Linked DNA regions of Mus musculus: regions 1 and 2 are each linked to region 3. The links are chromatin loops, found by intact Hi-C in ENCODE. Cell type or tissue: left cerebral cortex. All regions are shown on one strand.

Evidence for each region. Peaks named below come from ENCODE experiments on the same cell type or tissue, not always from the same donor. Only the 100,000 strongest peaks of a DNase experiment are listed, where the experiment ranks them.
Region 1: it touches region 3 in a loop (5-fold over the local background); 3 of 42 quality-filtered maps call a loop at or near these places.
Region 2: it touches region 3 in a loop (3-fold over the local background); 3 of 42 quality-filtered maps call a loop at or near these places.

Annotation. Positions count from the first base shown.
Region 1 is chr12:89,373,138-89,381,137 of GRCm38, reverse strand. All of the region lies in intron 9 of Nrxn3 (neurexin III), which reads right to left. Among named protein-coding and RNA genes, the nearest start is that of Gm40537, 400 kb to the right of the region's middle. In left cerebral cortex, a CTCF peak has its summit at 3,666; DNase peaks (open chromatin) are centred at 3,989, 4,347, 4,754, 7,102 and 1 more place; H3K27ac peaks cover 4,023 bases.
Region 2 is chr12:88,949,925-88,957,924 of GRCm38, reverse strand. All of the region lies in intron 3 of Nrxn3 (neurexin III), which reads right to left. The region is part of intron 2 of Gm40537 (a long non-coding RNA gene); the gene reads left to right. Among named protein-coding and RNA genes, the nearest start is that of Gm40537, 19 kb to the left of the region's middle. In left cerebral cortex, no CTCF peak of the experiment used is centred here; DNase peaks (open chromatin) are centred at 2,016, 3,917, 4,549 and 4,729; H3K4me3 peaks cover 1,430 bases; H3K27ac peaks cover 3,728 bases.
Region 3 is chr12:88,705,614-88,713,613 of GRCm38, reverse strand. No RefSeq gene overlaps it. Among named protein-coding and RNA genes, the nearest start is that of Nrxn3, 85 kb to the left of the region's middle. In left cerebral cortex, CTCF peaks have their summits at 4,180 and 7,443; DNase peaks (open chromatin) are centred at 4,247 and 5,626; H3K27ac peaks cover 619 bases.

The sequences.
Region 1 (8,000 bases), 670 kb before region 3:
TGTGTTTCAATGCTTGGCCATAGGGAGTGGCACTGTAAGGAGGTGTGGACTTATTGGAGTATGGATGGCCCTGGAAGAAATGTGTCACTTCTTTAAGGTCTCATATAATCTCTAGCTATATCCAGTGCAGAAGTGAGTCTCCTCCTGGCTGCCTTCTGATCAAGTTGTAGAACTCTCAGCTCCTCTAGATCCAAGTCTGCCTGCATGCTGCCCTGCTTTCCACCATGATGATAATGGACTAAACCTCTGAAACTGTAAGCCATCCCCAATTAAATGTTTGCCTTTAAAAGAGTCACCCTGGTCATTATGTCTCTGCACAGCAACAAGACCCTAAGACAGGCAGGTACAGTTTTGGGTGAAATAGACCCATTTTGAAAGAAAGCTTAAAAGGATTCAGTGTATCATATGTGTCAGAGCAAGGTAGAAGCTTGTCAAATTCTATGGAGCGTTCCTACAGCACTTTGAGAAACAGGCTATATGGAGGCACAGTAGCTGGAAAGAGAGTGGATTATGAAGCCACCAAAAACATGCAATATTATTTCGAAGGGGCAGAATGACTGCAACAAGAATGTGAAGAAAAATATGTTTTCCATGTGACACAGTCTTAAGTAAATTTACCAATGTTACACTTATTTATATTTCAGCAGTAGGCTTAACACTCATGCAGAAGTGGCTTTCTAAGTGTAAAGGTCTTGGATGAGATTAAAGTGTGACTGTAAGTTTTTGACTTCTGTGAAGCTGAGTGAACAAATAGAAGGTTCTACTCATATGTTCAATAAGCTTGAACCACAATCAAAATATGAAAACATTGATGCAAATAAACATTATCTTCTTATTTATCCTTTCTACTATTAAGAAATGATAGGAGAGTTATTTGGTTCTCTGAAGTCTAACTTCTTGAGTTCTTTGTATATATGGATATTAGCCCTCTATCAGATATAGGATTGGTAAAGATCTTTTCCCAATCCATTGGTTGCTGTTTTGTCCTATTGACAGTGTCCTCTTCTTGATTTTCTTGTGTTTTGCGAATTATATCTTGGGTGTTCTATGTTTCTGGGCTAATATCCACTTATCAGTGATTGCATATCTAATGACTTCTTTTGTGATTGGGTAACCTCACTAAGGATGATATCCTCCAGATACATCCATTTGTCCAAGAATTTCATAAATCAATTGTTTTAAATAGCTGATGTGGTCCTATTTGTCAGTTCTTGATCTTAGAGCATAAGCTATTGGTATTCTGTTCAGGAAAATTTCCCCTGTGCCCATGTGCTCAAGGCTCTTCCCAATGGTCTCTTGTATTAGTTTCATTGTATCTGGTTTTATGTGGAGGTCCTTGATCCACTTGGAGTTGAGCTTTGTACAAGAAGAATAGATTGATTTGCATTCTTCTACATGGTAACTGCCAGTTCAGCCAGCACCATTTGTTGAAAATGCTGTCTTTTTTCCACTGGATGGTTTTAGCTCCTTTGTCAAAGATCAAGTGACCATAGGTGTGTGGGTTCATTTCTGGGTTTCAATTCTATTCTACGGATCAACCTGCTTGTTACTGTACCAATACCATGCAGTTTTTATTATAATTTCTCTGTAGTACAGTTTGAGGTCAGGGATGGTGATTCCACCAGAAGTTCTTTTATTGTTGAAAATATTTTTCACTACCTAGGTTTTTTGTTATTCCAGATGTGTTTGCCAATTATTCTTTCTAACTCTGTGAAGAATTGAGTTGGAATTTTGATGGGGATTGCATTGAATCTGTAGATTGCTTTTGGCAAGATGGCCATTTTTAATGTACTAATCCTGCCAATCCATGAGCATGGGAGTTTTTTCCATCTTCTGAGATCTTCTTTGATTTCTTTCTTCAGAGACTTGAAGTTCTTATCATAGAGGTCTTTCACTTGCTTAGTTAGAATCACACCAAGGTATTTTATATAATTTGGGACTATTGTGAAGGGTGTTGTTTCCCTAATTTCTTTCTCAGCCTGTTTATCCTTTGTGTATAGGAAGGCCACTGATTTGTTTGAGTTAATTTTATATCCAGCTACTTTGCTGAAGTTGTTTATCAGGTACAGAGCTAAACAAATAATTCTCAACTGAGGAATACTGAATGGCTGAGAATCAGCTAAAGAAAAGTTCAACACCCTTAGTCATCAGGGAAATGCAAATCAAAACAACCCTGAGATTCTACCTCACACCAGTCAGAATGGCTATGACCAAAAACTCAGGTGACAGCAAATGCTAGTGAGGTGGTGGAGAAAGAGGAACACTCCTCCATTGCTGGTGGGATTGCAAGCTGGTACAAGCACCCTGGAAATCAGTTTGGCGGTTCCTCAGAAAATTGGATATAGTACTACTTAAGGACAGATCCAGCAATACCACTCCTCAGCATACCCAAAAGATGCTTCTACATTTAATAAGGACACATACTCCACTATGTTCATAGCAGCCTTATTTATAATAGCCAGGAGCTGGAAAAAACCCAGGTGTCCCTCAACAGAGGAACAGATACAGAAAATGTGGTACATTTGTACAATGGAGTACTATTCAGCTATTAAAAACAACGAATTTATGAAATTCTTAGGCAAATGGATGGAACTGGAGGATATCATCCTGAGTGAGGTAACCCAATCACAAAATAACACACATGGTATGCACTCATTGACAAGTGGATATTAGTGCAGAAGCTCGGAATACCCAAAATACAATTCACAAACCACATGAAACTCAAGAGGAAAGAAGACCAAAGTGTGGATTCTTCAATCGTTCTTAGAAGAACAAAATACCCATGGAAGAAGTTACAGAGACAAAGTGTGGAGCAGAAACTGACAGAATAACTATCCAGAGACTGTCCCCACCTGGGGTTCCATCCCATATACAATCACTAAACCCAGACACCATTGTGGATGCCAACAAGTGCTTGCTGACAGGAGCCTTATATAGCTGTCTCCTGAGAGGCTCTGCTAGTGCCTGACTAATATAGAAGTGGATGCTCACAGTCATCCATTGGACTGAGCAGAGGGTCCCAAATGAAGAAGCTAGAGAAAGGACCCAAGGAGCTGTAGGGGTTTGCAGCCCCATAGGAGGAACAACAATATGAACTCACCAGTACTCCCAGAACTCCCAGGGACTAAACCACCAACCAAGAGTACATATGGTGGGACTCATGGCACTAGCTGCATATGTAGCAGAGGGTGGCCTAGTAGGTCATCAATGGGAGGATCGACCCTTGGTCCTGTGAAGACTAGATGCCCCAGTATAGGGAATGCCCGGGGCTAGGACATGGGAGTGGGTGGGTTGGTGAGCAGGGGGAGGGGTGGGGGGATAGGGAGTTTTCAGAGGGGAAAACTAGGAAAGGGGATAGCATTTGAAATGTAAATAAAGAAAATAATAAAAACAAAAAGAAAGAAAAGCTAGGAGAGAAAAAGAAAGCAGATGTCATGTGACAAAAGCAAAGCTTAGAAACAACACAAATACCCTGTACCTTGTGTGTGTGTGTGTGTGTGTGTGTGTGTGTGTGTGGTATCAGGCATGTATAAGGCTCAGGTGTGTGTATAAGGTGCAGGGTGTCATCCTGTGGAGGTGTCTGCCTTACCCCAAGCCTATCCCAATTTCTCCTCCTCCTCCTGAAGGAGAGTCAGCCCCCTGCTGCCACCAGCTCCCAACTGCAAGAACAGCTGGTGGAATATATTTCAGCACTGAATCTCTGTGAAGAGCATAAATCCCATAAGGGCCTGCTGCAAGCTGAGCTATCGTCAGCCTGACTGAGCTATTTTTGGAACCATCTTAAAACTGATTGTCCAACTCCCGCCCCCACCAGTTCTCCAATTTACCTATTTCCCCAACCCCTCCCCAACCTGAGCCACCAAAGATTGGCTGATCAATAATATGATAATGAGCAGGCAGCCAAGAGAGGAGACCGTGTAAACAACTGCCACAAGTAGATAGATGTAGGAGATATACACAATACAGGAGACATGATTAAGGCTTTACTGTCTTTACACAAAGAGCCCTGTAAAAATTCAAGCATCGCAGATGGACTGGGGGTGGGCTGAGAGGAGGGAGAAGGGAGAAAGGAGGAGGGAGGCGAAGGGAGCCTGCAATGATGTACAAAAAAAAAAATCTCAAGCAGCTCTCTCTCTCTCTCTCTCTCTCTCTCTCTCTCTCTCTCTCTCTCTCTCTCTCTCTCTCTCTCTCTCTCTCCTTCCTGTAACTGAATTCTTGACTTAGCAGTAAAGGATAAAGTGGCTCAATTCTGTCTGCTTCTTGCACTATCATTTAACATGTTTTGGTGATGTTTTTTGGCAACACATCCGTGTCTTACAGGAAGAAAAAGAAATCAGCAACCCTGTTCCAGGGCACCTTCAGATGAAAGTGGCTTGCCACAGAAGCCTTCTCACCACAACTTGGTTATAGGAGTTCAAAAACAGTACTACAGAAGCTACTAAGGACCATGACTCAGAAGTAAGCAAAGTGGTGGGATTCCAGGGATGGCATTAAATGCCCTAGTTAATTTTTTTCCTAAAAGAAAAGGTTTCTTCTTCTTTTCCAATACCTGCATAGTGGACATGCACTGCATTGAAATCAAAGGTGACAGGTTCAGAGGCAGAGGGCTGTAGGGCTCCGGTAATCAACTGGACTGCTTCTGTCATCCCTCTGCACCTGCCTCGCCTTAAATACATTTCTCAGCCTCTTGGATGCCAGAAAATGTAAGCTAGATCACAGTATTCAGGATATAACACATTCCCTTAAGCTTCCTGTTGTTTCCTAAAATAATATTTATCTTCTTCTCGGATTGAGAAGGCCCTGCCAGGTACACACCTAGCTTTGTAACTCTCCGCTCCCAACACCAGTGCATGTTCTTCTTAGCTCTTTAGGGACATGTCTTCTCTCTGTCATAGGAACACAGCTGCTTTGTCCCCACCTTTAAGCTAATAGAGCTTTCGGCACTGTTTCCCCCGCAGGGATGGTTCTCATTGCTCATTCTCATCTCAGCTCACTGGCCCCTCCTTAGGGACACCTGTCCTATCTGTCCTCTGATACCTGGCCCCTCCCATTCCTGTTTCTTCTACTTGTTACTTACACTTGCAAATTATCTCACTCTTCTTTGCAAAATACAAGCTGTCTTGTTCACAGCTACATTATTAGCACTTAAAAACACAGGCACTCAATAAATATTGTATGAATATTGTTGAATACACTTAAGTCTCCTTTCTTCAAAAGGGAATCTTCATGCCTCTTTGGCAGGGTTGTTGAAAGTACTACTTAAGAAAATGAACATTAATTTTATTCACAGTGCCTGAAATTCAGAGTTCTTAAAATATTTGGCTCCCCTGCCCCTCAGTTTTGGGATAGCTGCAGATACCTACTCTCTATTATTGTAACCATCCCAAGTTAACTTTTCTCCATTCTCAAGGCTCAAAATCATTGAATATTTTTCTCTCTCCAAATACTTCCTCCAAGAAAGTTTTCCTGGTCTGAGATCCTTCCTCTATATCAAGTTGATTTGACTCTTTTCTTGAAAATAGAAACAGAAAGCTGAAAATGATTTGCATTTCTCAGAGTACACATGGGAACAAAGTCAAATGTTCATTCTTCAGTCCAAAGGATATCTGTCTTGCTGTACTTCAAAGGTAGGTGGACACTGGGATGACTGAAGACTCCTGAGACCCTGCAAGGGCCCCTGCTGGAAGGACTGCAAGGGCGTTTGAAGAAAGAGACTATTCCCAAGAGGGATGAGGAAGAACTGAGAAATAGCATAACCAGGATCAGTGAGCAACTTACTGTGTATTAGTTACTATAGTTGCTAAAGAGCTCAAAAAAAAAAAAAAAACCAACACAAATTATTTTCCAAACCCTAGAGAAAGCACGTGGGAAAGCTAAACAGTCACTGGTGGCTGTAGTTGACTTCACGTAGGTGGCATGGCAGATGAGGGCATGTCATCTCCAAAAATGTCCATCCACTATCCCTAGATTAGAGAGCTTTAGATTTTTTTATCTTCCCTCCAAGCAGCTGTTTCATGAGCAGAACTCAGTGACATGTTCCGGAAACAATGACCCATAAAAAGCATGAGTCTTATCTCTTACACAGGGCTCAATAGAATTTCAAGAAAACCAACACATCCCAGCCTACATGGGGATTCCCACTTCAAAGTCTTCCTTGACATCATTAGTCTTCTATGGGATTAAAAGTCTTCAGTAACAAAGATAGTGTTAAGAGTGTTCAGTTTTCTCTGATCACAAGATTGGACCTAATATTAATTGCACCATAGTCAAGGTCCATTTGCATTTGAAAGCTGGAGGCAAGTGTCTCAGGAGATTCCCCTGGCTTCCAGTGGAGACTGCCTATGATCTGGCCATGTTGAAGCATTCATTCACCTTCCCGTCCTCTTCTTTTCCCCACTGAGAAAATGCGTGAGATTAGTCATTTTTATGTAGCAAGGCACAGGGAAGATTTGTCCAAGGCCCATATGAAGAGGGAGACAGATTAAACTGTACCTTGACTCTTACAAAGCCCATTTGGAAACTCTCAAGCATTACTATTTTAATTATAAAATATCCGAACTCCTGTAGTTACAGCTGTTTTCCATGAATGGCTGCCTCCTTCTCAGGTAAAACATTGGGCTAAGCAGTCACACCTGGAATCAGGAACGATTCTCAGCAAAAATGATGGAACAGAGTACTCAATAGCATTAACATCTTACTGGAGCTTCACTGACAGTTTGATTGATATAATGACGTGCAATTAAAAACTCTGATAACTATTTTTGATCCATGAAACAAAGCTAACCTGTTTTTGAGTTTGAAACAATTTTTTAAAAAATAAACCAAAGAGATTCTTTTTAGAGGGTTTCTCCCACCAAGGCCAAGGGAAGCAGAGGACCTTCTAGCTGACGTCTTTCATATGAGATTCCAAAAGGCTGAGAAGCAAGAACAACTTCCTATCCCTCAGTGGCTGTTCCACTGTTTATAAAGCAACTGTAAGTAGTAATGGTAATTATGTGGGTGTTCGTAGACTGTGACTGTACTCCTACTGGGACTCCACATCATGGGGCTTCCTAGGAAATGTGAAAATTCAGTGTAAATCATCAATAAATGAATGAATGCATCAGGATCCTTTCCACTGAACATCATGATTCGTGTCATCAAACTGACACCTACAAGCTATGGCTTGAAAGTGAAAGTGGGAGCTTTACTGTGACAAATCACACAGCTTTGGCCTTCCAAGTGGGTTAGTGAGAAAATTATATTTCTACCATCCCATTCCAAAGAAATTTGGGAAACATTATTTTTGCAGCTTACTTAACTTCAGTGTCAGACCAAGACTTTTGTTTTGTTTTGTTTTTTTCATTAAAGATGGTTATTATATAAGAAAATGGTCTTTGAAATACAATTCCTGACTATAAGGTTATGTGAAATATTTTAAATATTTGCTAAGCTTTAAATGCTATTCAATGAAGCTTCTGTAGATAATCAATGTAACATTTCATTCTTGTCAAAAGTCAGAAGTTCAGTGGGATGTGTACAATAGAAATGTGGTAGATTTGGCCCTAAACATGATCAACACATATATTTCAAAACATTCCCCTTAAAACACTTGCTACCACTGACCCATAGATGGAGATTCAGCATTCTTACATGCGTGTATTGAAGCCCAGTTGAAGACAGAAAAAGAATTAAGTAAAGTCACTAAACACTATTCTACTGTTAATCTTCTTTAATGCTCTAAAAGCTATGGTATTCTCCTAAATACACATGGGAACATCAGTGGAAAATTAACATACTTACTCAGATTTTAATTTTCTTTTAATTAAATGAATCTCCCCATAGCACCTTGTGCTAAGATAAGACAGGGAGTGTGTACCCATGTGCGGTGGTTTGAGTGAAAATGGCCCCAATAGGCTCATAGGGAATGACACCGTTAGGAGGTATAGGCTTGTTGGAGGAAATGTGTCACTGGGGGCTTGACCTTGAGGTTTCAGATCCTCAAGTCAAGCTTAGTGTCA
Region 2 (8,000 bases), 240 kb before region 3:
ACATTGGAACACTAAGAATGAAAGAGGTGACATAGGTTTAAAGGGGATTTGGATATACAATTAACAAAACTTGCTGGACTGCTGAGATACATAAAGGATATACCTTTTTTCTGCCCATGGTACCAAAAAGCAGAAAAGAAAGAGGAGAAGTCATGTTAGTAGGATTATTCCCAAACATGACTAGGGGCAATGTGATCACCCACAGATAAATTCAGTACAGACTGAGGAAAGCTGACGGATCACTTCAGTACAGGACTCAAAGGGTCAATGTCCAGGAGTCCAAATGCCGCCACAGACTCAGGTTATAATTCTATCAACCATTGAGTCTCCTTCAGCCCTTTGCACCTGCTACATCTAATTTGACTCAAACGGGCAGAAACAGCCTTCCAAAGGACACCCCTGGATGCTCTGCTAGAATAACAAAGCTTGACAGTAAAATAATTCTTGCTGAAGAAAGAAGACAGAAGGAAAGACCTGTGTTGAGGACTCAGTATCAGAAATTAAAAAAAAAAAAAAAAAAAAAAAAAAACTTGTACAAAGTCAGACAGGCCCCAGACTAAATATATGCCTTGATTACTTCCAGCATATAATCCTTTCTTCTTATCTATTCATGCTTCTCTAAGAAAGATAAAAGAAGAACTGTTTTTGAAGACAAAATACAGCTCTCTACTCCTAACCTTAGATCCCCTGGGGAAATTTAGGCTTTGGTTGGTAGAGAGAGAGTGAAAGTGTAAGTAGCTACAGCCTAAGGACAATGCATCAGACTCTTAGGTCCTGGGGCCCTCTCTTTTTCTACAAACAGTACCTCCAAGCAGTTAGAGCAAAAGAGGTGGCCAGGGCATGGATAGATAACTAAGGAGCAGACTTAGTGTTGCTTCAGATTGGAGAGAAGGCATCTTGGGAGCATTCATGGGATGAATAGTCAATCACTCCCAGTACTGTGGACCCAATCTTTGGCTACATTGATTTCTAACTCATTATTCAAAGGGCCTCTGGGGTCCAAGATGGAGATATCCAGCAACATAGCTTGAGGGTCAGATACTATGGTATGTAGACTTTGCTGGCTTCTTGACTCTCCTGATCCAAACGTCCCCCTACCCCAGCTGTACGAAGGACTTTCTGTCCCACTACCATACTCAACTCAGTTCTCTGCTAGAGGATAACAGGGGGCTACCAAGCATTCTTTCTCCTTCTTCCTATCTTGCTTTTCTGCTGGAGAACTTTCAATTCCATTAGTCTCAAAATATTCTCTAGAGAAAGGTATTGGATACTCTTTTAGTTTCTTTTTCCCACTAACATGGCTTAGACAAGTAAGAAAAAAAATGAACCCTGGAATTTGTGTGTTGTGTGTGTGTGTGTGTGTGTGTGTGTGTGTGTGTGTGTGTGTGAATACTACAGTCACCCTACAGATGTTGGGGTGAAGGGTCTAGAGAAGTGGTTTTCAACCTGTAGGTTGCAATCCTTTTGTGGAGAGGGTCAATGACTCTTTCACAGGATTGTCTAAGATCATTGGAAGACACAAATATTTACATTATGATTCATAATATTAGCAAAACTGCAGTTATGACGTAGCAACAAAAATAATTTTATAGTTGGAGGTTATCACAACATAAAGTATTGTATTAAAGAGTTGCAGCATTAGGAAGGTTGAGAACCACTGACAGAGAAGCAGTAGGTAGAGCCTAACAATTAAGCCAACAAAGCAAGTGACACAGACAGGAAAATCCAGACCATGGTGACATTAATCTCAGTTACATAAACCAATAACCATCACCCTTGTTAAGATTCTTTCTTTTTGTTGTCTGTAAACCTTTCAAGGCTGACTCTCATTCTTATTCTTCCAGGCTGAACTTCCCCTAACCAAACATTGCAGCCACAAACACAGCACCATCTCATAAAAGAATCTTTTCTGAATATGCCTTTGCATAGACGCCTACAATGCAGTTAAAGTAAACATTTTCTGTCTAGATTCATCCACTCACTAGCTGTGCAGTGTTAGGAAAGGTACATGGAATGATGCATGACTCGGTTTTCTTATCTGTGAAATAGGATAAAATTTATTTCTATCACAAGAAACATAAATGAGACAATGTAACAGCATCCCCTAGACCAGGAATAGAGTATTTGGGGATTACTGGGAGTTGAGTACCCTACTTAGGGAGAAGGTAGACAGTTACTGGGGCTGGAGATGTAGCTCGGGTGGTACTGTGCTTGGCTAACATGCAGGAAGTTCTGGGTTTGATCAGTCACCAACACTGCATAAACTAGGCATGGTAACACATGGCTGCAACCCCACTACTCAGGAGGTAAAGGGAAAAGGGTTAAAAGTCTGTCTCAGGCCACCTTTGGCTAGACAAGGAGTTGGAAGGCAGCCTGGACTACATGAAATCCTATTTGGGGGGATGGGAAGAAAGGAATGATATAAGGAGAGAGAACATGATATTTTATTCTCTGAGTATGCCAAGAACCCTATTAAGTCGATAGCTTTGTGTGGATTCAATGGATGAACATAACCCATCCCCATTTCTAAGACAGAGGTGAAAACATAAGCTGAGCCCAGTTTATCCAACATGCATCTGTCTGAGGCCCCCTTGGCTCTCGGGCATTCTCCCAGCCTTCAGTTGTAAGACTGATAAGATACCTGGAACCCACAACCCCATCCCAGCATCCACTATAAGAGAGACTCAGGCTCCCCTGCAGCCTCTGCAGCTTTTATATATACTCTAGCCCATGGCAAACACTCTGAACCAAGGAGGCCGTGATCAGCCATAATAGAATATTTTAGCAGCTGAAAATAATAGAATATTTTATTAAGCAAAATGGAAAGGGAGATCATACCCTTTCTGATTCTGTTTCAAAGAGTGGTGGGGAGAAAGCCAAGCACTGCATAGCTATCAGAGACAAGTCCAGCCCAAAGAATGGGGAAGGGTCACCCCAATCATCTACTTTATTGCCGCCCAGAGGCAAACTGTTCTATCACCATGCATTATTCGATTGCCTGTGTGATGGTTACCTCTGATTATCTTTCTTCATTAAGATGCAAAGAAGACAAAGCCACCCGTCTACCTCTTCCCCTGTTTGTAGCATCAGTCATGGGGTTGGCAGAAGAGGAAGCTGAAATGAATGGTTATATGAAAAGTATGCACAGCCTTATATTTCAACACCTGTGTTACTGCAGAAATGCAGGATACAAACTATTGGGTGAAGGCTATAGCCTTTTTCATTTTTGTATCCTGTGATATTAACTTCCATGAAATCTTTCTTATAAGCTACCTGAAACCCTATGGCACTATGTATTTAATAATGAAATAGACAGAGAAAGATAGGGTGGAATCAAATAATTCCACTTGAAGGGATTATTCTATGATTCAGCAGAACATGTTTCCTCATAATTCCAATGAGCATTATTATTCCATTCTAAGTAAAACATGATGTTCCAATTTTAATTTACTCCAAAGTAATAGATAGTTGGTGCTATTTGTCCACCAGCATAAATTTGCTAAGTACCCATTGTGATCTAAGTACTACACTGAATAATGCACAGTCCTTGGTCTCTAAATAAATTATAACCATCCTAGTAATTGTATTACTATTCCTACCAAATTCTAGAGTAGTAGAACTGTCATTTCCCTCATCACAGTTTCCAACTCCCTCATTCCTGCCTCTTGTTTGGATACCCCTTCCCCATAAAGAAGCCAACCCAGGTGCCTCTGGAAATTGGGAGGCTGCAGACAACATCTGGTACACTAAGGGAATGTGTTTGTCTCAGCCCAGCTCAAAATAGTATCTGACAAGCCTGGATCACACAAGTTCTAAAAAACTCACGAGAAATAACCTGAGAAATCTATAGCTGCCTCCTCCAATTTCACTCCCTGTCTGGCTGCTTATTGAGTTCTGCAGCCTGTATTGACAGCGTGCAACCCTGCTTCTGTCTGCCTGCTCTTATGCAGCGGTAACCAAAAACAGGGGGTGGGGGAAGAACATCACAGTTATGATTCATGTCTGAGACCCTGTTCCCGAGCCAGGTACCAGCCTACAGGCAGAATTTCCAAGAAAAAAAAATAACAGTAAGATTTGTAGAAAGAAAATGCCAGGGTCTCCTTCCTTCTTCCTCTTCACCTCCCCCACCTCTTCTTCTCTCAGGGCCACGTACTTTATCTGGTTCCTTCCGACCTCTACTCTCCCCATTTAAGCTTCCAAATTCTACTTTTGCACTAAGAAAACACATCCGATATAAAGAGGATGGGGTAGAGCCAGCCCCACCACAGCTCACAAACCTTTTGCTTTAAGGTGAGCTGAAAGACTTACCTGAGAAGCTGGAGTTAATTTCACTGCAGAAATGAAAGTGCAGAGTGCAGATCCCTGGGAAAACATAACCTTGGGAATAGGGGAGAAAAGCAAGGAAGAGAGGGGCCACCACATTCCCCAAGCCCTCCAGTCCTGTGTCTCTGCCGGAGGAGCCAGCAATTGATAATCTCACTAACACCTACAACAGTGTGCAGGAAGCTGCCTTCTTCCTAACTAATACCGCCCTCAGTGTTGTTCGTGATTTTGCAACTCTTCTCTCACCATCCGAATCTTAGTGCAGCACTGGCAATTAGAAACCTGCACACACCTGGGACCTGGGACAGGGTGTTTTGTGCACACAGTGGGAATTTCGATCAGCAGGGAAGACTCTTGAACAGTTTCCTCCTTTCCTGGGAGGATTTATTTGAATGGGCAGGCTTGTGTCGTTCCAAACATATCCTCTGTCTTTATGTGAATCACTGACTCGGGAAGTCACATGGACCCAAGATTCTCAGAATGAGCACTCTGTTCTGGGAAATACCAGGGATATCTACTCTCTTATTAGCCACAACCCTTAAATAACTGCTGTGATCAGGATGCATCACTGAAGAGGACATTTCAAAGCTGAGTTGTTACTGCAGTGAGCAAAGTAGAAGGCACTGCAAAAAAAGCAGCTTTCTATTGCAACAGTTGCCCAAGCTCTGTTCTTCCTATTGGCCAGAGCTCAGGTGCAAGGCACTGCAAATGTACAGATATTCTGAAATAAATGCAGGGGTCCCAAAACCATTTATTCCAGACCAATATAGAATCCCTAAGTCACCTAAACGCTAGGGTTACTTGAAGCACTGAAGGATATTTTTAGATTGATCCTGTCGTCTATTTATTCCTATCTTAGACAAGAAGCAAGAATAAGGAGGTAGAGCACTATATATGGAGCTGCCATTCCGTGATATGAACAAAGATAGACTCAGGTATTACCTCTAACCCCTCACAGAGAAAGAGCATCATCTCCAAATGTTTCTGAATTGTGTTAATTTTACTAATAATAGAAGCAGTTGAGCTTAATGGCACTGTAGGCACAGTTCACAGAATTTCCCATGATTTACACCATCCAGTATCCCAGTAATCTTATAAGGTGTGCATCATTGGTTATTGTCTTAGTTAGGTTTCTATTACTATGACGAAACACTATTACCAAAGCAATTTGGGGAGGAAAGGGTTTATTTGGCTTGCACTTCATCATTGTTCATCTTGAAGGAAGTCAGGACAGGCATTCAAAGAGGGCAGGAACCTGGAGGGAGGAGCTGATGCAGAAACCATGGAGGAACACTGTTTACTGTCTTGCTCTCCATGGTTTCACAGTCTGCTTTCTTATAGAACCCAAGACCACCAGCTCAGAAAGTGTCACCATCCACAATGGGCTGGGCCCTTCCCATCAAACATTAAGAAAAATGCCCTACAGGCTTACCGACAGCCCAACCTTATGGAGGCATTTTTCTCAAGCTTCATTTCTCTCTGATAACTCTAGCTTTTGTCAATTTGACATAAAACTAGTCAGCACAGTTATTTTCCTAATGTTAGAAATGAGCACATAGCATTTCAGAGACACAAGGCAAGGTGTCCATGGTCATAGACTTTCTCAGGATTGGAAGCCACACATCTAACATTTCAGACTTTTTAACCATCATATGGTACCCCATTGAGCATATACTCATAGTAAACCACTATGCCCTTTCTACTTTATATTTAAAAATCTATGGTCATTTGTATGTGACCATAGATCACAGGTCAGCCCTCTGCTATACAAAAGGCTTATTAAAGAACATACTCCTGGGCTTGAGATCTTAAAAGGAACAAGCAAGTTCCTCATAATGACAAACTACTATTAAACACTTGGAATTGGACCTTCTTGATTAAAATTCATGTAAATACAAATTTCCAATGAACCGTCATAGATATTCAACAAATAGATCTACTAAGCCACTTAATAAATTATTGTTCTTGTTGATGAATGTTCTCACTGTTGAATGTGAGGTTTTTAAAATTCTAAGCAATTACTTATTCTGACTTTTTACTAATTTAGGCTTTTCTGGCGATCAAGTGAAAAGTTCTGCTTATAAACCTTTTCTTCAAAATGTTAGCTTATTCATACTCCCAACGTCCTCAGGGTAGACAGAAAGTATCACATCGCTCATCTTATCAATATTCAGAAGAACACACATTGATTGTAAGCAGGTCAGTGGTGCAGAGCACACAGCGTACAATGTATAATAAACCACACCACGCACAGAAATTCCTCATCCATCCAGTGATTCATCACTCACTACGTGCTTTAAGGCAGAAACACCATTTAAACAGGTCCAGTGACTCCTTTAAACTGCTCTAGTATTAGAATGTAGCAAACTAGGGATATAGTCCAGCCTCTACAACCTCTCACTCTTATCTGACCAAGACTTTAAAACCATTCTAAACCAATGACTTATAAATGATGGATAAATTGGTTCATTGGGTCTTTCTTTGAGTGTTGCTCTTAGACTTTACTGATTAGCTCACCTGATGAGTTGCAATTGAGCATGAATTATGGATTTGATCTTCATGTGTGCCAGTTAGCTTCATACTAGTTACAAAGTGGTCCATTGCCAGATACGAGCTATTTGTACAAGATGAGGGACAGGAAACCTTGTCTTTGTTTTGAGTTTCAAGCTTGTGTTCCTCCGAAATCCACATTGAAATGTAATCCCCATTTTTGGTTGTATTAACTCCTGAGAAGTGACTAAGCCCAGAGAGCTCTACTCTTAGGAATGGATTAACATTTTATAAAAGAGGATCAGAGAATGATGTAATAATTGCAGCCTTCACCAGACACTGAATCTGCTAGTAACTTAATCTTGGGCTTCCCAGCTTCAGAAGATCAGAATGCACATTTTGGTTGTTTATAAATTACCCAGATGGCTGCAAAAATATCTCATTGAGAGAATGTGTCTCTGAGATTCCAGGATTAATCCCCAGTTCTATAAACAATCTAGTCCCATATGATTTTATAATAGTTCAAATGAACACAGACACCTTTCATTATCATACTTGTGAATGGTACAGTGCAGAGTAGAACCTAGAGATGATGAATCAGGACAGCCCATCATTATTAATTAAGGAGCAGCTGGTATAAGACCCCAGCCTTGCAGTCAATGGGGGTGGAGAAGAAGAGCAGAAATAGAAATAGGCCAGCATTTATATTAATTCCACAATTTTGGAGAGGGATTATAAACTATGTTATACATGGAAAGAGCATGTGTCCAATATTGCTTAAGAACCCTCATCTGCTCATCGAAACCCATGCCCTTAAGGATTCTTGGGTCCATGAATTTTTTTTTCTAGCATATTTTTGAGAGTTCAGCATCCCTGGAAATGAAGTAAATACTTCAGGGTTGACAAACTGACAAGCAGGTAAAGTTCTTCTAAAGAATACAAAACTGTTGCCTTGACAAGTTGAGGTTCTAGAGGCGCTGCCAGTCAAAGTGCTGTCAGGTCAAAGAAGACAAGTCAGATAGTTTCTAGAGATGACTGAAAGTTTCAGGATAGTCATTCTGCCTTTTCCCTCTTGTTTAGGAGTGGAAAGAAATGGATCTTAGCTTCAAGGTTAAGTAACAACAGCAAATTAATATATCTCTTCTACTCTTGGAAAAAATTATCTTAAAGAAAAAAAAAAACGGATT
Region 3 (8,000 bases):
CAGGGATCACCATCTGCTTTCCTGAAACCACTCAGCCGCCCCCAGCTCTTTGCTCTGCTTACAAGCCCACTCCTTGATCCACTCTCCTTGCAACTTGAGCCTTTCTCTTTCCTTCCCACAATCTTCATTCATTCTATTTTCGCCTCCTCAGACCAGAGCTTCCATAGTTGTGTGCTCAACATTCCCCTGGATTCTTATATTCTTCCAAGTCAAACCTTTACTCACCAGGAAGTTCCTCAAGACTCTATGGTTGGAGTTATTTTGCCACCCAGTCATATATGTTTGCTGAAGAAATCACTAAAACTCATTATGACCCTTTTCTATACCAACCTAGGCACTTGTATTCTAAAATGTTACTCCTTATGCCCATTGCATACTCCTCTTACAGGAAGTCCTTCCTCACAAGACAGCAAAGGGTAAAGCATAGTACATATTAGGCAAATGCAGAGTGATACAACATCTCAATAATATCTCTGCAAGCAAAACATATAACCACCCATTCTTACAAAAGTCTGTTCTTCAGGGAACTGGGAGATGGCTCAGTTGGACAAATTTTTGCACTGCACATATGAGTGCCTAAGTTCAGCTGCTCAGGACCCATATAGAAATATGAGGATAGCAGCATCTGTAATCTCTGTGCTGGGGTAGGGGAGGAGGGTCAGAGACAGGCAGATCCCTGAAGCTCAGTGGCCAGCCAGTTGAGCCAAATTAGTGAGGTTACAGGTTCAATAAGAGACTTTGTCTCAAAAATTAAGGCAGAAGCCAGACATGGTAGTATATGTCTTTAATGTCAGCATTCAGAAGGTATCTGCATGTACATATACATAAATCTCAAACCAAAAGAGAGATAAAAATGTAGAGATAATCAGTTTTATAATACCTAAAACCTGCAAACAATAAGTTAAAAAAATGTAAGAATTTGGGCACTTAAGAAACTGATGATACTTCCCGCAAGAGTGGCATCTATTCTGCCCCATATGCTTGACACATGTCATCTCATTTAATATTAAGAGGAATTCTTGCCAGGCAGTGGTGGTGCATGCCTTTAATCCCAGCACTTGGGAGGCAGAGGCAGGTGGATTTTTTAGTTCAAAGCCAGCCTGGTCTATAGAGTGAGTTCCAGGACAGCCAGTGCTATACAGAGAAACCCTGCCTCAAAAAACCAACCAACCAAACCAAACCAAACCAAACCAAACCAAAACAAAACAAAACAAAACAAAAAAGAGGAAATTTTGAAGCTGGAAAAGAAGTTTAGAGAAGGAATTCAAACCTAAGCTTCAGGACAGGTTCACTTCCTTGTCCTCCGATATAATTAAAGGTATGGTCCAAAAGATTTTAGCCTCAGGTCCTTCAAGAATGGATCTTGTGTTATAGATATGAGCTTCATTACCTTGCTTCTTTCTTTCCCTCACTCGTAGTGCACCGCTTCTCAGACTGTGCCTTTTATACCTTCCTTTTCTACACTCCCTTTAGAATCCTTCCTTTTCTACACTCATGTTTTCCACTACTCCCTGGATGAAGTAGTGGTTATTCAGACTCTAGGAGACAGAAGTTCTACTCTAAAATCCGCCTCCCAGGCAAACTAGAGTCCTGCGTGAAGGCTGATGAAGAGGGACAGGGTTCAGTGACTAATGTTCACACACACTGATGGTAAAAATACATTTTAGATAGTGAAAATACATTGTTGACCAAGGAAACCTCAAAATACAAAAATCTGGCATGTAACTATGGGGACAAGGGAATCGACCTCTTCCCCCACCAAATACTCTGATGCATCTGCTTCCAAACTGGGAATTAACCTATGAATCTACAGTCTCTGGTAAATGAGGAAGTTGGCACTATTATGCCAAAAAAGCATATAAGAAAATTACTGGGAAGTCTATAAAATTGATTGAATATGTTGGATACGGGTGAGTGTGATACATCAGGTTTCTGGGAAAGGGGCAGGATGTTCTTCTAACTTCCTAGAGAAGTCAAGGAAAATGGATAGCAAGCCCATGGGTTCAGATGACCACCTCATTTCCTTCATCTCTAACGTCAACATAAGGTATCATAGAGAAAAACTCACAATGAGAAATGCAATACTCAGACACACATAGCAAGGTGTTCTTGCTTGGGCTTCTGAGAGCCAGTAGCCTTTACTAACTGGAAGTGGTTTCCTATCTACAACTTTTTCACAAGCCACACAATGGATTCTTCCTTCTATATTTGGTCTTACAAATCTATTTGTTAACTAACTCCCCTTCAGTGTTAATCTTCTAAGAGTCTACAAAGATATAGTTCAATTTTCATTCCCCTATTTGTAATATCAATTACAGGGAAATAAGCAATAAACACAAGACAGAGCTCCTGCTTATATACTTTACATCCACAGGTAATGATAGACACCAGACACCAATAGCACACATACACAGGAGACATCATTTTTTAATGCTGATAGCTACTGTGGGAAAAATGAAACAAAACCATGCGATGTCATGGGAAAATGACCCACTTCACACTGTATAGTCAAAATAGAGCCATGAAAAACTATTGCTCTGAGTTTTGTCTGATGGCATGCGTATAATACATGGATGCTTTCCAACACAGTGGGACAAACATCACTGATAAGGTTCCAGATAAAATGTATATAAAATTTCAGTAATGACATTAATAAGTCTCATTCTTAGAAGTCATTCTGTAAAATGGAGTGAGACATTTGCTACAGGGAGGACAGGAAAATGGGAAAATCAAACATGCAATACACACTTTTGAGGCTCAGGACACATACACACTCTTTTTAGCCTTTGGTGGTTGAGTACTGAAGGCAAGGGACTATGGCAGCAGACCACCTACTATCAAATCCTGGCTTTACCATCTACCAGCTGGGAGATCTTCGACAAATTGGAAAATATTGCCTTATTTTGAAATCTTTTAAACAGCTACAGGGCCATGGAGATTAGTCAGTGGGTAAAGGTGTTTGCCACCAAATCTGACAATCTGACTGCGATTGACGGGACCCACAGGATGGTGAGAACTATCTCCTGAAAGATACTGGACCTCCACATGCATACACCTATGAACCTACACACATACACACAATGAATATATAAATTGATTGAGTATAATTTTAGAACGGTTTAAATAGTTACAATAATAGTTGCTCTCTCTTCAAAGGTTGTGATAATTAAATAATTTAACTTATGTAAAGCACTTAGAATAAATCACAGAGTCTGGTAAGTGTTGTATAAGTATTACCATATTCATCCCCAGCTGCAACCCTTCATGAACATTCATGCACATATCAACATCAGGCATCCTCCCAGACCACTCCTCAAGGCAATCAGTGCAAAGACCCCTGTGCAAATTGGATGAGGCAGATCCCAGCAGGAAGCTGATTTCAGACCTAAGCTTAAAGAGGTTTCAAAAAACAGGCAGAGGTGAAGATGCAGTGCATGTAGAATTGTAGAAAACTATAATTCCTTTAGAATCTCATCAAGACTCCAAATAAGCATCAGTACCTAACCACACCCAGTTTACAGAAGTTATAAAAGGAGGCCCCACATCCTCTAGGCACTTTCTCTGATATCTCCTTGGCTAGAACCATTGTCTGAAGACCAGTGATCTTACTAACAAGATTACAACATTTGCTAAGAAATACAACATTCTGGGTTCACCCAGTTGATCCTTATGAGCCTTAAGTGTGCCCAAGCCTAGCATACAGTTTAGCATACTAACAGTTTGTGGAATAAATGAATTATAACTCTTTGTTTGTGCTTCCAATAAATAATAATACATTCACTGAAACTAATCAAAGCACTTACTTTCATTTTCTCATCATCTAAACCAAAAACTGTAATAATAATAATTGTTATTATTATTATTATTATATTATAATAAATTCTAAAACAATCAGTTGGCGTTTTATAATAAAGCAAAGTGTGAAATCTTCATTAATTTTAGGTTGGACATCCATTCTATAAGTTTAAAGATCTGGTTTCATCTAAACTCTAATTTCATATTGTCCCATTCGTGGTGCAAAACAAAGAAATTTTTAGAACTGAGGAGACAATTTCCCCTCAAATTTCGTAGAGAGGGATATTGTCTTCAGCACCACGGAGAGCTCCCAGGCGGCTCCGCAGGGTACTGAAGAGCCAGCATTCTTCACAGAGTGTCACCCAGACTGCACACCGATGACCCCTAGTGAAACCCCATGGCCGCTGCAATTCAAACCCTGATACTCAATAAAAAAAACTAGTAAGTCTGGAGAGAATGGGCCTGGAGACAGCTGACTGATCCGTGCAGCTACTTTTGTGCCAACTCGGCATTTTTATTTCCCTTTCACCCCTCCCCCACCAGAAGTTAAACGTCCAAGTGAATTCAAAAGCTGCAATCTAAACTGTGATCCGATCAAGCTGGTCACACCAGACAAAACTGATCTTATAGGAATGGTGACTTTATCCATTTTGGAGAACAGAGTTCATTACAATAATAAGAAACAGAATAAGAAATAAGCAGAAACGGGAAGAAGAGCAGCCACAGCAGAACTGGGAAAGAATTCACTTTACTATCATTTTGGAGGATTAATTCTAAGCTTCCCTCCAATAAACATCATTTTTCACTCTAGTGGGAGGTCCGGAGTCTGAAATTATTCAAGTTAACTTTCAGAGTGCATCTATCTCCTCTTGCCAAGCTCAATGATATTTGTTTAATTGTCACTTGGCCTTCTGCATAGTTCACTGTGGAAGTCCACACACTAGCAACCAGATAGTGAGATATGGATGCTTAGGAATGACTGAGTGTGTATAGTACACATCTTGGAATAACTGCAGAAAACAGGAAAGTAAAAAGGAACCATTGCCAGAGTAGGTTGAGGAGTAACAGAGATGGGGATTGCAGGCTACAAGGGATCTGATCAGAGAAAGGAAAAAAAGGGAGGTTCTTTAGACAAAATAATAATTGTATCTGAAAAGTCCTATGGAATCATACTGTTAACTCTTTATGTAAAAAAAGCATACAATAATATGCATAATTCTGTGTATGAATATATAGAGATTAAATGAACTTTCCCCATTTGGGCTGACAATGCTTACACAAAGAGAAAAACCTAAAAAAAAAAAAAAAAGAGCTGAGACCACCTAACAAAAGCCCCAATACCAGACATGAGAAGCCTTCTTTGGAAGGCTTTGTTGTTCGGGGCTGTCCAAGAGACTCCCAAAACATTTCTGCTATTCCCCTTGCTATTCCCCCAGAGCGAGAAGGAACTTAAGGTTCTATCAAGTAATATGTACGTCAGGACTAGGGTTTAGGGATGCCTGAGCTGGAACTGTCCTGAATGAATGCAGGAAAGGGAAGGAAGAAGTTATGTAATTATATTACAATCTCAAAAATAAAAGAAAAATAGAATGTGAGCCTACAAACACACCCCACCATAAGCTGTAGTTTTCTGTGGCTCTACATAGAAAGGGAAACTGTGTGGAGACAATTACGTGTGCTTCAGATAATGGGTTATTTTTAAACCTGGCCCCCTCTAGGTCCTTTGCCTACCAGCCAACATAAGTGGGAGGATTATATAATTACTTGGAGTCTTCTCCTTGGAGATACTAAGTATTTCAGGCCACATCCCTTCAGCCACCTCCTCAGTGGCAGCCACAGTGTACTGATCACCTTTTCTGAGTTACTACATGCTTTCACACCTCTATTCTTTGCCCATGCTGCCCCCTCAGCCCAACACCCCCTCTTCACTTTTCTTCCTTCCAATCTCCTCATCAAGCTAACATTATGTTCATGCCTCAAAGCTCAGATCAAAAGCTACCTCCTCCATGATGTCTTCCGAGATGTCGTCTATAACCGCCTTCCACAATAACCATTTCCTTCCCTAGTCTTATCTTACATTAGATCTTTCTGTTTCCATGCCCCTATCCAGATTTAACCTCACAGAGAGCAGGCATCTCTCTCTTTTTTGAAGTATCGTCGGCAATACCATCACACTGTGTGGCTTCTCATTCATCACAGAAGGCTATAATACAGTTTTGAATTGATGAGCGATTGAACAAAATTGAACAATGGAAAAGGGAATTTGTAATGTTTTTCCACAGTCATCTTTAGCTAAAATCTTGAATCAAAAGTAACTTGCAAACTGTGTTTACAGATCCATTATGCCCACTGAAGGAGGAAAGGGGAATAGCTAACTAAGCCTTTCACATAACTGGCTAAGGCTACGTTCACCGTCTCTGTGGATGGAACAGATATTCCTTCAATTTGGGGAAGTCTTAGTAACTCCTTTGCCCCACTACTGGGATATGCCCAGAAGAAGCACAGTTTCTGTACCCCAGTTATGACCTCCTGTTGCTTGGTGCTATTTGCCACCATATTCTTATGTGAACTTGACTTCTAGCCTCTCCATAATTGTATCACCACTGGTTTAATAAGCCCTGTACACATTCTACTGTGTTTTAGAGCCTCGAGTCATGAATCCTTCAAGCCATTATCCAGGGTAGCTGAACACAGGAATGTGGCTGTGAACACTGTACATGAATATAGCTGTTTAGAGTCAGGATCATCTCTTGCTGCCACCACACAAAGGACAATGCACTATTAGGAACAGAGCACTCTCCAATTCCTGTGAAAGCAATTATGTGTGCTTAAGATAATGGATTATTTATTAAGCTTGATGTCAAAGAAATGTCTCTTTCACAACCCTTCCGCCAGCAAGTGTCAGTTCCCAGCAACTGCATCTTCCCCTTCCATCACTCTTGGCATTGGGTTTGATGGTGAAAGCTAAGGGAAGGTAGATGAGCCTCAAGTGTAATCGGACTCATCGCCAGGATCCTCTGTGGTGAGCTAGCTCTGGATCTATCTTCCAGCTTCCTGGCTTCCTAATTCTATATACTGTCTTCATGAACCCTCATTATATCTTATTCAGTTCCTTTCAGTTCTCTTGGTTGAATTTGGGCAGATGATGATAATGTTCCTGCCTTGTTCAGGCCACTAGAGTCTGTGTTATGCTTTTCATCTCTCTGATTCCTGATTTGAGCTGCAAAAGGGAGTCTATCTTCTTGCTGCCCAAGTCCATGATAAGAAGATTGTACATGGCACTAGGAATGAGACCAAGAAAGTAACAGCATCCTCCCATGAATTCAGTGGTCCACTCTTCTACATGATCTCATAGTCACCTGCAATGGCCAGTTTCCACTTCTCTCAGATCACCTCTCATTGCTTCTCTGAAAGGAATAAAGAAAACAGGAAACAGAAAACGTGGGACTGAGTTTGTACATTCATTTCCCATAAGCTGCAGGGGACCACCCATCTCGAGCCTTAGTTTCTCCATCTGTAAAGTGGAAACTCTATTTAACCAAAGTATATGAGAACTAAACCAGATAACAGAGAGGCGATGTTAGGATGTTCTCAGAATTGTAACAGGAACAGGGTAGGACTTGAGGACCACTACAGTTAGTGAGGACTTGAGGCAGGTGGGGGCAGCAGAGGGCCACTAGGGGAATAGAAGGAAGGACAGCTTTTAGAATCTTTGGTTCTATGAGCAGGCATTGAAGCAATTAGGTCCTTTAAGAAGGACATATGGTAGAGGGAGGGGATAGAAATCAATCGGATAAATGTACAGGGTCTACTCAGATAGAGTGTGAGGTTCCTAGGACAATTGATACCACAGAGATAGCAGGGAGCCTGGGTGCCCAAAACCTTGCGGTGATAGAGCTTGCCTCCTCTCTGGTTGCTTTGGAGTTACCTCCCCACAGAAAACAAGTTTTGTCAGTATCAAGCTAGGCAACACATATGAGCAAAATTATTTCATGGGCTAAGTCTTTAAAGTGCCATGATTTGTATCTTTAGCCCAACTATAAAGGTTTAAGACTGAACTAGGCTGATAATAACCTTATCTTAAAGCTCTTATTTTGTCTTTTGTTTTATTTTTAAAACATCCTAGCAACTTTTTTTTTGTCTCATGATCATCTACAAAATGTACATCTCAGATTAGCTTCCCACAGGTCCTGAGAAAGGTATAA